Regions from separate parts of the Homo sapiens genome. Here region 2 is linked to region 1. A link is an interaction called in ENCODE POLR2A ChIA-PET data of the cell type or tissue named here. Cell type or tissue: PC-3. All regions are shown on one strand.

Region 1 (8,000 bases):
CCTGGGAGACATTCATACAATATGATGTACTGGACTAATGATTAATGACTGCATATACAAATATTGTTTGATATAAAAGATCTGTGGTCACAAACTAGGGGGTGACCTGTGGTGTTATGATATACATACTGGTTTTAATCTACGGTTTCTGGCTTACAACTCCCATAGCCCTAGTTACAGTCTTTTGTTAGAATGTTGGCTGCGTTAGGCCTCAGGGGCAGGCCTCTGACCTTCTCCAGCTCTCCTTTCACTTTAATGTTCCCCAACCTTTCTGACTGTGGGTCTTAAGGCTCTCCCATGAGAGAGTTCCACCCTACACCTGGGGCAAGAAATATTGACTTCATGAAGCTTCCATAAAAACCCAAGAGGACAGGGTTCAGTGAGCTTCAGGATGGCTGCACACATGGAAGTTATTGAAGTGACACGGCTGGGGAGGGCACAGAAGCTCCCTGCCCCTTCCCTAGTAACTCACCCTATGAATCTCTTCATCTCTATCCTTTGCAATATCCTATAAACCGGTAAATATTAAAATAAAAATCTAAGAGGCTAAGTACAGTGGCTCACACCTGTAATCCCAGCACTTTGGGAGACCAAGGAGGGCGGATCACTTGAGGTCAGGAGTTCGAGACTAGCCTGGCCAATATGGTGAAACCCCCATCTCTACTAAAAACACAAAAATTAGCCAGGTGTGGTGGCACCCATGTCTGTAGTCCCAGCTACTCGGGAGGCTGAGGCATGAGAATTCCTTGAACCAGGGAGGCAGAGGTTGCAGTGCCACTGCACTCCAACCTGGGCAACAGAGCAAGACTCGGTCTCAAAAAAAAAAAAAAAATCTAAGAAATATAGTCATTCAAGAAAGTCTGTTTCATTTGGCATTGTTATTAAAAGAATACAATTTACAAGAAATTATTGATTACAAATAACAATTTTGGTAAAAATAAAGCCAAAGAAAAGTGTAAATATTTTAATAATTTATGAATTTGCCTTTACTTTATTGCTCATTTAAATAGATGAACACATAGACATGTGCAGTGTTAATTCAACTGTCATTTTTGACATTTTGCCATTTTCAATTGTATAAAAATTGATAATGGAATTGGTTGTAATATTTGCCTGTTTCTCTCTTTGATGATATGCTGTTTTTCTTTCATCTTTGAATGTTTTCATTTTATATCTGGATGAAAGCCATGATTTTTTGTTTTTACTTTTTTTAAAAAAACTGTCTGTTAAACAGTTTTGGAAGTCTTCCACCAAATGTCCAAAGAATTAACCTGTGAGTCACATCAGAGAAGTACACCTCACGTGGACCATCCATGTACATCAGTGCTTGGTTCCCACAGGTAAATCTGAAGTGGTAATCTGAAGTTGGCTCCCAGATGAACAAAGAAGTTTACGGAATCTCCACATTTCTAATTTCAATTTTTCTTTACATAACTGGGTTTTGTTTTGTATTTATTTATAGCTAAGTTATTCCCATTTGTGGCAGCAGAGTGGGACACTGATTTTATGGGCTGACCAATCCCGGGTATGTACCCAAGAGAAATGAAAACATATGCCCATAAAAAAAAAACTTATACATGAATGATTATAGCAGCTTTATTCATAATATCCAAAAACTAGAAACAACCCAAATATCCATCAAATAGTGGTATAGTCACAAAAGGAAACACTGAAACATAAAGGAAGCCAATTACAAAAAAGCAGGTCATTTGTCATTTTCATTTATATGAAATTCTACCACAGGCAAAGCTAATCTGTAGTGCCAAACAATAGATCAGTGGTTGCCTGAGGCCAAGATGTGGAAGATGGGATTGACTGCAAAACTACAGAAGGAATATTTGGGGGTAAGAAAAATGTTCTATCTATTAATTGTGGTTGTAGTTACATGGGTATATATATTTGCCAAAATTCATAAAATGAAGGACCCCAAATTGTTTCTGTGGGATATAACCATCAATAATTACAGTATTGAAAATGGAAACTGAGACATTAAAAAACACTTACTGATTCATTTGATGATAACACTAAAAATGCACTGCATCTTAATAACATCTTAGTACTCATTATCAAATTAATTGTGACCTTGAGAACCCCTAAAACTTGTACTCAAGTAAAGCATAAGTCTGTTCCAGAGTATGAAGACTAATGAAGGGCACAACTCGGAATGTGAATTTTGGCTGTCATGGTTTATAATACCTGAGTCTGAAAAGCTAAAACTGGTTAAAATTTTAGCAAATAATTTATTCAGTTTTGGTGAGTCCATGTCCTTGGTTTACTGTTTACTGCCATCCATTACCTACAATATTAAAGTATATTCTTTTGCTATGTAATACGCCTAGTTAGCAAATATTTTGTGTCTTGCTAGAAAAATTTTCTGTGCTTTATGCTGACTTATCAGGTCCTTAATCAAGCAAGCATAGGGCTCCTCATAAAAAAAACTACAGTTATTTAAAATTGTGTTACTTTCTATGTTTGTTTATAAATGTTTTACCGTCACTTCGGTTAAATAAGTAACCAGGTATTATTTCTCAAGCACCAACAATCCTATCTTAAGTGTTTCCACTAACGATTATTTGAAGATTTGTCTTTCCCAAATCAGATCCTACGTGTAGAAAATAATAAAATAAAACTTTCAGTGTAATTTTTTTTTTTTTTTAATTTGAGACAGGGTCTCACTGTCACCCAGGCTAGAGTGCAGTGGCATGATCTCAGTTCACTGCAACCTCCACCTCCCAGGCTCAAGCAATCCTTCCACCTCAGCCTCCCAAGTAGCTGGGACCACAGGTGTGCGCTACCACGTCCAGCTAACTTTTACATATTTTTGTAGAAATAGGGTTTCAACATGTTGCCTAGGCTGGTCTCAAACTCCTGAGCTCAAGCAATCCTCCCACCTTGGCCTCACAAAGTGCTGGGGTCAGTGTATTTTTAATACCAAAAACTATCTCTGAGATATCCCAAAACATCCTTGGCAAAATCACAAAGACGTGTTTTCTCCTTTTTAGAGAAATGTTAGAAATAATTAGGTTTAATATTTTGTTATTAATGAATTTCATGAGAAAAGTTATCTACCAGAAGACATGTTCAGTGTTCCCTAGGTTAAAGTTGTATGGGTAAAATGCTATTACTATAAATATTCTAGTTATTGTATGATTAATAGAAAACTCCTAGAGATTTGTCAATGTCCTCATTATCCATAACGTTTCTGAGTCCTGACAGAACTCTGCCAGATTTTAGGAAACAAAAGTTTAGTGTTTTCAGTCTTTTTTTTTTTTTTTAAAATATCCTACAGGAAGAAGTGTTTTCAGTCTTAATTTCAGTTATTATCTAAAATACTGGCCAGGTGCGGTGGCTCACATCTGCAATCCCAACGTTTTGGGAGGCTGAGGCAGAAGGATCACTTGAGCCCAGGAGTTAGAGACCAGCCTAGGGAACATTACAAGACCCTATCTCTACCCCGCCCCCTGCAAAAAATTAAAATAAAATAAAAAATAAATTAAATGAAATAAATAAGCTGGGCATGGTGATGCATGCTTACAGTCCCAGCTACCTGAGAAGCTGAAACAGGAGGATCGCTTGAGCCCAGGAGGTTGAGGCTGCCGTGAGCTATGACAGAGCCACTGCACTCCAGCCTGGGCAACAGAGCAAGACCTTGTCTAAAATAAATAAATAAATAAATAATAAAAACTGAAAATGTTTACTTGGTAACAACCTTACTTTTAACATTTCAATCCAGCACCTTCTAGGTCAGTGGAGTTTTATAAAAATATAGATGTATAGGACTGGAGTTTTATAAAAATATAGATGTATAGGACTTATTCCAGACCCATTGAATCTCTTTACTTGATGTCCTTAGTATATTCTTGGTATGTTTTTGGTGTCTGTATAATACCACAAGAATATTATAAGTTATACATAAAGATTTTTCCCTCTCTAAAAATTATGTTTATCTATGTTTTCTAAATCAGATGTAACCTTCACTGTCTTATTTGCAATAATCTCTTACAGTTTGCTATAAGTTTTTGGACTGGCCTTATTACTCTCATTTTACATGTGACAAAAACAACTTAATTTCCTTGTTAGTTGCATTATTCTTATGATATGAGACTCTGTCACATGCAGAGAGATTCTGTTTTGTGCTGAGGCCTGTCTGAAGGCTCTACAATCAGCTAGAAGCCAGAGTCTGTGTCTTCAACAAAGAAGGGTTGTCTCAGAGCTCCACGGAAAAGGACTGCGGCAGGTATTTTAAAACTACTGACACATCAAAGAATAGACAGGCTTCCAATAGCATTGCTTGGACAACTGGACAACTTCCAGATCATTCCAGTGGAATGAGTCAGAATTTCCAGAACTTTTTTTAGTTAAGAAGCCGACTACTAACGTAAGATCCAGTGAAATGAGAATTAGGTACACAGAACGGTATGAACTATAAGAAATGATTATAGTAATTTGTTTGAAATATTATTTTAATGTCCATTTTCTAATATGCAAGGGAGCCAGTTGTATTCCTTGTTAGGCTATCTATAACTCTTAACAATTGAGTAGACTTTGCTCTTGTAAAATGAAACATTCCTAAATCACATCTGATTCTCACTGACCCTCCCCTAACCCAGAACTAAGAACGTCTTACTGAGTCTCCTTACAGTTCAAGGCAATATGGTTATTTGAATAGGGCTAAACAAGAATCTGTTCTCCTTTTGACCAGAATATAATTGTAAAAAATGGTTGTCCAACAAAGAGCTTGCCTGAAAGGTCACATTTGAGAATCATGCTTATTTGATCAGGTATAACAAACCACTTTTAAGGAACTATGGTTGACTTTATGGAGCCAATACTTACAAAACCTTCCTGGGAAAACTGGCCTGGTATCTGGCTTTACAGGGTCCAGACTTACAGATGGTAAGGAAGGCCACTTCCTGGAAGGCCCAGGACCCTTAGGAATTCACCCAAATTTATAGTTATTACAAGTGAAATGTGGTATTTCTTAGGCTTGCCTTCCTAGCCTCAAAATACAAATAATAGAGGCCTTTAAAAGTCCAATCTGAGATTCTTTATAAAAATTTACAGCAAAGTAAATTTAAGAAGGCTTTATGATAAATTAATATTCTGGCCACACTATGCAAATAATCAGGCCAAACCCAATGAGACCACCCTTGTTTTGTGAACAAAAACGTTTCAAATTATTTTAGATGAAAAGGTAGGAGATTATAAAAAAAAAAATTGGAAAAAGTTAAAAAAGAAAAAAAGGTTACTAGATATTTCCAATAAAAAACTATGCATATTGTTTAGAGAATACTCTTCTAGTTTGTCTTTTATTGTCTTTGAGCTACTTTACAACTCTGTAAGTTATAGGTAGGTAACTGACGTTATGTGAAATAATTTCTTTTTTTTGTTTTGTTTTGAAACGGTCTCTCTCTGTCACCCAGGGTGGAGTACAGTGGCACAATCACGGCTCACTGCAGGCTCAACCTTCCCACTTCAGCCCCCTAAGTAGCTAGGACTACAGGCAGTCACCACCACACCTGGCTAATTTTTTTAAAAAAACTTTTGCAGAGACAGGGTCTCACTACATTGCCCAGGCTGGGCTCAAACTCCTGGGCTCAAGTGATCTTCCTGCCTCAGCCTCCCAAAGTGCTGGGATTACAGGTGTGAGCTAGTACATCCAGTGCACAAAATAATGTTTGTCTATAGACATGCTGATCAATTCTGTACAGTGAAGGTGCAACTGACTTCCCTTCTCTCCATGGAAAAACTCAATTTTATAATAAATAATACATTTATTTCAACACTACACATACACATACCACATATCACTTTGTGGTTCTTTTACTTCTTTGAACTGGCTAATATATCTGCCAGATTTCCTTACTAACAATGAGTTAAATATTTAACATGTGCTTATTTTTTAAAAATCAATAGCTTTACACATATTTCAAAATTTGTTATTATGCAACTATATTTCTAGAGGTAGGAGGACAAAGCATTTATTTTATTTTACAATTTGGTAGCTCTATTTTAAATGATTAAACGTGTATACCTCTATTTGTATTCTTGTGCCAGACCATACCAATGTTTGGAACAAGTTCAAATGATTGCCAATTTGTGTTAAACTCTATAGTAGGCTCTGGGATCAGCATATTGTACCGCACAACATGGTCCTGACCTCACGGAGCTTACCATCTGCTATGGACTAAACTGTGTCTCCCCAAAATTCATGTTAAAGCTTTTACCCCCAATCTGACTATATTTCCATATAGGTTCTTTAGGAAGTAATTAAGGTTAAATGAGGTCATAGGGGTGGCTCTAATCCTATAGGACTGTTGGGCTTGAAAATGAAGGAAAAAATAAGGAAGGAGGGAGAAGGAAGAAGAAAAAGAAGAAGAGACAGATCTATGCCCCTATCCTCAGGCTGGTGTACCACATAAAGGCCATGTGAGCACACAGCAAGAAGGCCACTCTCTGCAAGCCAGGAAGAGAGGTTTACCAGAAACTTAGCATGTTGTCACCTTCTTGGACTACTAGTTTGCATAACTGTAAGAAAATAAATTTTTGTTATTTAAGCATGTGGTATTTTGTTACAGCAGCCTGAGCTAATACTTACATACTACACAACGGGAAAAGGCAGACAAATAGTTCTTTATTTACAACTGATGTAAGAGCTATGAAGAAAAAGTAGAGGCTTTATTGAAAGTATGTTCTGGGAAACCCAACTTAGTCTACAGACAGCAAGGTTTGGGTGAGGTCAGGAACGCCTTTCATAAGGAAGTGAGGTGTAAGCTGGGACTTGAAAGGTGTGTAGGAACTAGATTGGTATAGATGGAAAAAGAACATTCCAGCTGGGCACGGGGGCTCATGCCTGTAATCCCAGCACTTTTGGGAGGCCGAGGCAGGCGGATCACGAGGTCAAAAGATTGAGACCATCATGGCCAACATGGTGAAACCCTAAAAATATAAAAATTAGCTCAGCGTGGTGGAGCGCACCTGTAGTCCCAGCTACTTGGGAGGCTGAGGCAGGAGAATTGCTTAATCACCTGAGGTTGGGAGTTCGAGACCAGCCTGACCAATGTGGTGAAACCCTGGCTCTACTAAAAATAAAAAAAAAAAATTAGCTGGGTGTCATGGCGTGCACCTGTAGTCCCAGCTACTCAGGAGGCTGAGACAAGAGAATTGCTTGAACCCAGGAGGTGGAGGTTGCAGTGAGCCAAGATTGCGTCACTGTACTCCAGCCTGGCAACAGAGTGAGATTCTGCCTCAAAAAAACAAAACAAAACGAAACAAAACAAAAATTCCAGGCACAGAGAACACATTGTGTAAAACATGGAGAAAAATATAGCAACCACACTGTATAGATAGTCAGGTGTGATCCTAAGAGTAAGAAAAAATTCACCAAAGGCCAGGTGCAGAGGCTCACACCTGTAATCTCAGCACCTCGGAAGGCCGAGGAAGGCAGGTAGTTTTAGCCCAGGAGTTTGAGACCAGCCAGGGCAACATGGCAAAACCCCACCTCTACAAGAAGTACAAAAATTAGCTGGGTGTGGCGGCGTGCACCTGTGGTCCCAGCTACTTGGGAGACTGAGGTGCGAGTACCACCTGAGCCCAGGAAGGCTGGGGCTGCACTGAGCCGTGATCGCACCACTGTACTCCAACCTGGGTGACAAAGTGAGATTCTGTTTCAAAAAAAAAAAAATTTCACCAAAAAAGTTTAAATTAATATCTAATAATGAAATCCGCATTTTAAAAAGCTTTTCCTGGCTATTGTATGATAGTTAGGTAGACTGAGGGTGAGCAATGCCAGATAAAGAAAGGCCAGTTAGGAGGTTATGGCAGTAGCAGAGGCAAGAGATTACAATGGCTGTGACTATCTGGACAAACCAGTGGTAGTATAAAGAAAGAGAGAACACCAGCCGGGCACAGTGGCTCAGGCCTGTAATCCCAGCACTTGGGAGGCCGAGGCGGATGGATGATGAGGTCAGATTGAGACCATCCTGGCTAACGTGGTGAAA
Region 2 (8,000 bases), 120 kb before region 1:
TGTGAGATGGTATCTCATTGTGGTTTTGATTTGCATTTCTCTGATGGCCAGTGATGGTGAGCATTTTTTCATGTGTTTTTTGGCTGCATAAATGTCTTCTTTTGAGAAGTGTCTGCTCATGTCCTTCGCCCACTTTTTGATGGGGTTGTTTTTTTCTTGTAAATTTGAGTTCATTGTAGATTCTGGATATTAGCCCTTTGTCAGATGAGTAGGTTGCGAAAATTTTCTCCCATTTTGTAGGTTGCCTGTTCCCTCTGATGGTAGTTTCTTTTGCTGTGCAGCAGCTCTTTCGTTTAATTAGATCCCATTTGTCAATTTTGGCTTTTGTTGCCATTGCTTTTGGTGCTTTAGACATGAAGTCCTTGCCCAAGCCTATGTCCTGAATGGTAATGCCTAGGTTTTCTTCTAGGGTTTTTATGGTTTTAGGTCTAACGTTTAAGTCTTTAATCCATCTTGAATTAATTTTTATATAAGGTGTACGGAAGGGATCCAATTTCAGCTTTCTACATATGGCTAGCCAGTTTTCTCAGCACCATTTATTAAATAGGGAATCCTTTCCCCATTGCTTATTTTTCTCAGGTTTGTCAAAGATCAGATAGTTGTAGATATGCAGCGTTATTTCTGAGGGCTCTGTTCTGTTCCATTGATCTATATCTCTGTTTTGGTACCAGTACCATGCTGTTTTGGTTACTGTAGCCTTGTAGTATAGTTTGAAGTCAGGTAGCATGATGCCTCCAGCTTTGTTCTTTTGGCTTAGGATTGACTTGGCGATGCGGGCTCTTTTTTGGTTCCATATGAACTTTAAAGTAGTTTTTTCTAATTCTGTGAAGAAAGTCATTGGTAGCTTGATGGGGATGGTGTTGAATCTATAAAAATTACCTTGGGCAGTATGGCCATTTTCACGATATTGATTCTTCCTACCCATGAGCATGGAATGCTCTTCCATTTGTTTGTATCCTATTTCACTGAGCAGTGGTTTGTAGTTCTCCTTGAAGAGGTCCTTCACGTCCCTTGTAAGTTGGATTCCTAGGTATTTTATTCTCTTTGAAGCAATTGTGAATGGGAGTTCACTCATGATTTGGCTGTTTGTCTGTTATTGGTGTATAAGAATGCTTGTGATTTTTGTACATTGATTTTGTATCCTGAGACTTTGCTGAAGTTGCTTATCAGCTTAAGGAGATTTTGGGCTGAGACAATGGGGTTTTCTAGATATACAATCATGTCATCTGGAAACAGGGACAATTTGACTTCCTCTTTTCCTAATTGAATACCCTTTATTTCCTTCTCCTGCCTCATTGCCCTGGCCAGAACTTCCAAAACTATGTTGAATAGGAGTGGTCAGAGAGGGCATCCCTGTCTTGTGGCAGTTTTCAAAGGGAATGCTTCCAGTTTTTGCCCATTCAATTCAGTATGATATTGGCTGTGGGTTTGTCATAGATAGCTCTTATTATTTTGAGATACATCCCATCAATACCTAATTTACTGAGAGTTTTTAGCATGAAGGGTTGTTGAATTTTGTCAAAGGCCTTTTCTGCATCTATTGAGATAATCATGTGGTTTTTGTCTTTGGTTCTGTTTATATGCTGGATTACATTTATTGATTTATGTATATTGAACCAGCCTTGCATCCCAGGGATGAAGCCCACTTGATCATGGTGGATAAGCTTTTTGATGTACTACTGGATTCGGTTTGCCAGTATTTTATTGAGGATTTTTGCATCAATGTTCATCAAGGATATTGGTCTAAAATTCTCTTTTTTAGTTGTGTCTCTGCCCGGCTTTGGTATCAGGATGATGCTGGCATCATAAAATGAGTTAGGGAGGATTCCCTCTTTTTCTATTGATTGGAATAGTTTCAGAAGGAATGGTACCAATTCCTCCTTGTACCTCTGGTAGAATTCAGCTGTGAATCCATCTGGTCCTGGACTCTTTTTGGTTGGTAAGCTATTGATTATTGCCACAATTTCAGAGCCTGTTATTGGTCTATTCAGAGATTCAACTTCTTCCTGGTTTAGTCTTGGGAGGGTGTATGTGTCGAGGAATTTATCCATTTCTTCTAGATTTTCTAGTTTATTTGCGTAGAGATGTTTGTAGTATTCTCTGATGGTAGTTTGTATTTCTGTGGGATTGGTGGTGATATCCCCTTTATCACTTTTTATTGTGCCTATTTGATTCTTCTCTCTTTTCTTCTTTATTAGTCTTGGTAGCGGTCTATCAATTTTGTTGATCCTTTCAAAAAACCAGCTCCTGGATTCATTAATTTTTTGAAGGGTTTTTTGTGTCTCTATTTCCGTCAGTTCTGCTCTGATTTTAGTTATTTCTTGCCTTCTGCTAGCTTTTGAATGTGTTGCTCTTGCTTTTCTAGTTCTTTTAATTGTGATGTTAGGGTGTCAATTTTGGATCTTTCCTGCTTTCTCTTGTGGGCATTTAGTGCTATAAATTTCCCTCTACACACTGCTTTGAATGCGTCCCAGAGATTCTGGTATGTTGTGTCTTTGTTCTCGTTGGTTTCAAAGAACATCTTTATTTCTGCCTTCATTTCGTTATGTACCCAGTAGTCATTCAGGAGCAGGTTGTTCAGTTTCCATGTAGTTGAGTGGTTTTGAGTGAGTTTCTTAATCCTGAGTTCTAGTTTGATTGCACTGTGGTCTGAGAGACAGTTTGTTATAATTTCTGTTCTTTTACATTTGCTGAGGAGAGCTTTACTTCCAACTATGTGGTCAATTTTGGAATAGGTGTGATGCGGTGCTGAAAAAAATGTATATTCTGTTGATTTGGGGTGGAGGGTTCTGTAGATGTCTATTAGGTCCGCTTGGTGGAGAGCTGAGTTCAATTCCTGGGTATCCTTGCTAACTTTCTGTCACGCTGATCTGTCTAATGTTGACAGTGGGGTGTTAAAGTCTCCCATTATTATTGTGTGGGAGTCTAAGTCTCTTTGTAGGTCACTCAGGACTTGCTTTATGAAACTGGGTGCTCCTGTATTGGGTGCATATATATTTAGGATAGTTAGCTCTTCTTGTTGAATTGATCCCTTAACCAACCCAAATGTCCAACAATGATAGACTGGATTAAGAAAATGTGGCACATATACACCATGGAATACTATGCAGCCACAAAAAATGATGAGTTCATGTCCTTTGTAGGGACATGGATGAAATTGGAAATCATCATTCCCAGTAAACTATCGCAAGAACAAAAAACCAAACACCGCATATTCTCACTCATAGGTGGGAATTGAACAATGAGGACACATGGACACAGGAAGGGGAACATCACACTCTGGGGACTGTTGTGGGGTGGGGGGAGGGGGGAGGGATAGCATTAGGAGATATACCTAATGCTAAATGATGAGTTAATTGGTGCAGCACACCAGCATGGCACATGTATACATATGTAACTAACCTGCACATTGTGCACATGTACCCTAAAACTTAAAGTATAATAATAATAAAAAAAAGAAAAATACATAATCAAATTAAATAGTATTAAAAATCAATGAAAACGAAGATATAATTACCAATAATATCTTAGATTCTAATGGCTATTATTTTCAAATTGTACCACATTTTCCTAAATATCTTCCCATGAATGCCTAATTAGGATTATTTTTGCTTACAAATTATTTTAAAATTATTTTTCTTCGGAAAAAAAACACAGTAAATGAGGACTTTTCTTCTTTTAAAGTATTGGTTATGAAATGAAGAGAAAGGTTGAGCAGTTGGTGAAATCCCATTTATTCTTTTAAAACCTGTCTCCTGTTCCCAACACACATATACACACACACGAGAAGAAAAAGAATTGCTGTCTTTAACATGTTCTCTTGGCTGTTCATGCATACCACATGGTACTGTCATGCTGTTTCATAATGAGCTGTCTGTCTCTACAGCTACACTGCTGGGCCTAGTGAGTAAAGAGGCTCTGTGTCTTTTTCTTTTCTTTTTTTTTTTTTTGAGACAGAGTTTCACTTTTATTGCCCAGGCTGGAGTACAATGGCATGATCTTGGCTCACCGCAACCTCCACCTACTGAGTTCAAGCGATTCTCCTGCCTCAGCCTCCCGAGCGGCTGGGATTACAGGCGTGCGTCACCATGCTCAGCTAATTTTGTATTTTTAGTAGAGATGGGTTTTCTCCATGTTGATCAGGCTGGTCTGGAACTCCCGACCTCAGGTGATCTGCCTGCCTCAGCCTCCCAAAGTGCTGGGATTACAGGAGTGAGCCACCGCACCTGGCCCTGTTTCTTTCCTCAAATGCTAAGCCTAGCAGAATGCCTCCTATACAGCAGATGTCAGTCAATGTTTGTTGACTGTTTGAAAATGTATGATCTTAGGCTCTGGAATAAGCCAAATCTGGGTTGGGTCCTGGTTTTGCTACTTAAAAAAATCAGTTATCTTGAGCTAACTTAGTTTCCTTATCTGTAAATTTAGGAAATAATATTAAGTACCTTTCTTACACGGTTGTGAAGATTTAACCAGATAAATTAAATGAGGTAATGCAGTGTCTAGCATGTATTAAATGCTCCATAAATGTTACTGACTTTTATTATTCTAAAATCTGATCAGGTCATTTTTCAATTTGTCACATTGGATGATACCCACTGCCTTCACGATACAATCTAAGCTCCTCACAAGGCCGTTCAGCATCTGGCCCCCAGTCCAACTCTTCAAATTCATCTGCCAGCTGGTCATTTGTAGCAGCTCACACCTGTAATCCCAGCACTTTGAGAGGCCGAGGCAGGGCGATCACTTGAGGTCAGGAGTTTGAGACCAGCCTGGCCAACATGGTGAAATGCCTGGCTAGTGTAGAGATGGGGTCTCACTTTGTTGCTCAGGCTGGTCTCAAGCTCCTGGGCTCAAGTGATCCTTCCATCCTGGCCTCCCAAAGTGCTGGGATTACAGGCATGAGCCACTGTGCCCAAGCAAAAGGTTGTTTATGCTGTTTTCTAGCTTCAGTGAACTCCTACCTGTTAAGATCTAGCCTTCCCTGAACTTTCCACAAAGAGTCAGCATATCCTCCTCTGTGCTCAGAACCTACTTATCTCTAGTGCTCGTCAATCACATTGTATTGCAGTCAGTGGAAGTGAGAGAATTCATATAAAGTATTCAGTATAGTAATAACTTATTTTTATTAAGTACATGTTGATGGGTCTGTAACCTCACTGATGGCAAATTCCCTAAGATAGAGCCTGCACTGAATTCTTTTCTGCATTCCAAGGGCTTCACAAATTAGGGAACAGATGAACAAACTGGCTCCAAATTCAGTGCTCTTCCTATTGTATCAAACAACCTAACCACACAAGCAGTCAATCTGGGAAAATGCCTAAAGGTTTTGGGCAAGGCTCTGACTTTAGCATTTTAGAAGATAAATCTTAAACATACCAGGAAACTTGGAAGTTACTCTACATTAATCCTTTACCTGATGCAGTAATCCCTGATTCCTATATGTCTCTGGGGTACCCCTTTCCATTGCTGGAAAACTGTCAGAAACCTTTTCTTGAACAGAAACAAACAGCTACCAGTGATTTTCATGGGACTCTGGCTTTCTAAAGTTATACTTCTACAATGTTTTATTTTAAGTATTTCTTTTGAAATCACAAAAAGGTATTTTTGTAGAAGGAACTACTTTTTCACCTATTAAATCAAAACCTTTCTCACTGTAACTTCTGCCCACTGGACTAATTATGTCTTTCAGGGGTATTAAGAACAATCTGCTCTCTTTTATATGTGAGAAACTTTCTACTACTTGACAACAATAATCATGATCATCTTTAGTCACCCTTTCTCTAGATTCAACTGTTCTCTGAAAATTTGTTTAAACTCCCTGCTCCTTCTTATTTCTAGACGAACACACTGATGTCCTTTTGATCATTAGCCCTGGGCCCTCAGCTCAGTTGGTACTACTCCAGAGAGAGAGGTCTTGGTCTGGAGGTAATAAGGGGTTCTGGACTGGGAAATTCTCTAGTGATGTGATGAGCTCTGCGGGGACAGGCATATCCTCTCTCTCCCAAACTGTATTAATGGATAACATGGAGCCGCTGTGGTCTGAGTGAGATGGCATCTGGCCACCTTAATCAAGAGGCTGATAGCAAAGGAAGCACTCGTGCAGGAAGCAGTGCTTAAGAACTCTCATGTGCTTTGGTCTTGGCCATCTCTGGATTACTTTACCTTTAGCCTCCCAGAGATTTTTTCACACCAGCGAGGACCAGGTCTCAAAACATGTAAGTCCCAACTAGAGAACTTCTCACCATGCAAATGGCTAAACCCATTGTGCAAGCCTCATACCTGTTTTCCCTTGGCTGAGGATAAATAGTCTGAAGGCTCTGCTTAAACCAGTATTTCCAGTAGAAGAAAGCCCGTCACAGCCACTGGAGCCACTTTTTGGCTTTGGGTAGCAAACCTCCTAGTCAAATACTTATGACTACTACCCATGGTGGAGCTTCGCGTAATACAACAAAGTAATATAATTTTGGATTTAGAAAAGGAACAGAAGTGACTTCCTTTGATACCAAGCAGGCTTCTCTCAGTATTGCAGGGGACTGAGGAGGAATCTAAGTCCCTCAGCTCTACCTTTGAGGGTGGGTAACAAGCAGTCTGTGAAGACTGAGAATACCACTAATGCCCTAATCTTAGCTTGGGATTACAAATCCAATACCAGGTGGAGGTTTTTTCAGAACCCCAGCACAAGGACACTCACATCTTGTAAAAGTTTCTCCAAATTATCTTGAAGTTCGTAGAAGTATTGTGATGTAATGAGGCCACTCCGAGATTTATCCAGGCAGTCTCGGGCCATCTCAATCACCTGATGATGAATAAAGCTCAGGGCTCCATCTGCCAAGGGCAGCACGCTGTCTGGAGTGTTGGAGGAAATAAACTCTGCTAGTCGCTCTTCCATTTGTGCGGTGGCCTGGGAAGAAAAGCAAGAAAGAAACACTTCCCTTCTAGTTCCAGCTCAGTTGGAGCTAAGCCTGAAGGACCTGGAAATAGCAAAATAATGGGCTCCCTCTGATCCTGGTTTCCTTAAACTGCCATTTGGGAAACCTGATAACTGAAGACATTAATAGATCACCTTCAAGTAAAGTCAACTCAAGATGCCTTAGCTTTATATTCAAGGCCCTCTTTCACCTGGTCTTGCCCATCTCCCCCAACTCCCTCCAGGGCAAGCTCTTTTGCTGTACGGACACACAGGTGTTTGCTATCTTCCTCCTTTACTATGCTGTTTCATGCCTGTCTGTTTATGCTCTTCCCAGTGTGTGGCTTTTTCACCCTGCCAAGCCTGCCTGACAAACTCCTAATTCTCCTTCTAATCTCAGTTCAAATATTGTGTCTCCTCTGGGAAGTCTTTCATTTCCCCAGGCAAATGGGTTTCCATTCCTCTGTTCTTCCACTGGACCTCCCAACTGTGTAAACTTAGTGTATGGGCACTGCTGGTTTCTAAACCGGGAAGTTTGTTAAGTGAGAGAGAGTTTCATTTAACTCAGGATCCTCTTACTTAACCTTAGGACCCAAGGGAGTTAGGCAGGTGCTTGGAGAGCTGCTTAGTGAACCTGTCTGGTCACAGATGGTGAGTTGGAATGGGGGGACTGTGGATAGGAACATGAGCCTGGCCTGGATCCCCAGCAGAGGAGAATGGAGGTCTGGCTCCAAACCTCTTAGGGACCTAACTACACAGTCATGTCAAAATGACAGATACACATCTGTGAACGAGTTCTTAGCTGCCTATCTAAGCTGTCTATCTAAGACTCTGCCTTATTTCTTTTGCTACCAGGTGGTGATTTCTGATTTCCAGTGTGTGTTTAGGCAAATGTATACCTACATACATATATATGTGGTGTGTCTACATGGAGAATGAAAGAGGAAGAGGGTGAAAAAGTGGGAGTAGAGGAGAAAGAAGGAAGTGAAGGAATCTTAACACATTTTCTCCAACAATAGTTCATCCTATAGGAAGGAACTGGAAACATGCCTATAAACACAAACATCCAATGCTACAAAAACACCTAACATAC

Evidence for each region. Peaks named below come from ENCODE experiments on the same cell type or tissue, not always from the same donor. Only the 100,000 strongest peaks of a DNase experiment are listed, where the experiment ranks them.
Region 2: POLR2A ChIA-PET joins it to region 1 with 11 read pairs; 3 of 35 experiments call an interaction of 5 or more read pairs at or near these places.

Annotation. Positions count from the first base shown.
Region 1 is chr1:45,888,875-45,896,874 of GRCh38, reverse strand. All of the region lies in intron 4 of MAST2 (microtubule associated serine/threonine kinase 2), which reads right to left. LOC105378694 (a long non-coding RNA gene) reads left to right here. Exons shown (of 5, transcript XR_001738038.2): 2 at 1,235-1,340. Among named protein-coding and RNA genes, the nearest start is that of MAST2, 89 kb to the right of the region's middle. In PC-3, no CTCF peak of the experiment used is centred here; a DNase peak (open chromatin) is centred at 4,284; H3K4me3 peaks cover 1,023 bases; H3K27ac peaks cover 1,493 bases.
Region 2 is chr1:46,009,631-46,017,630 of GRCh38, reverse strand. MAST2 (microtubule associated serine/threonine kinase 2) reads right to left here. Exons shown (of 29, transcript NM_015112.3): 10 at 6,692-6,901. Among named protein-coding and RNA genes, the nearest start is that of PIK3R3, 120 kb to the left of the region's middle. RefSeq lists a silencer at 4,907-5,107. In PC-3, no CTCF peak of the experiment used is centred here; no DNase peak of the experiment used is centred here.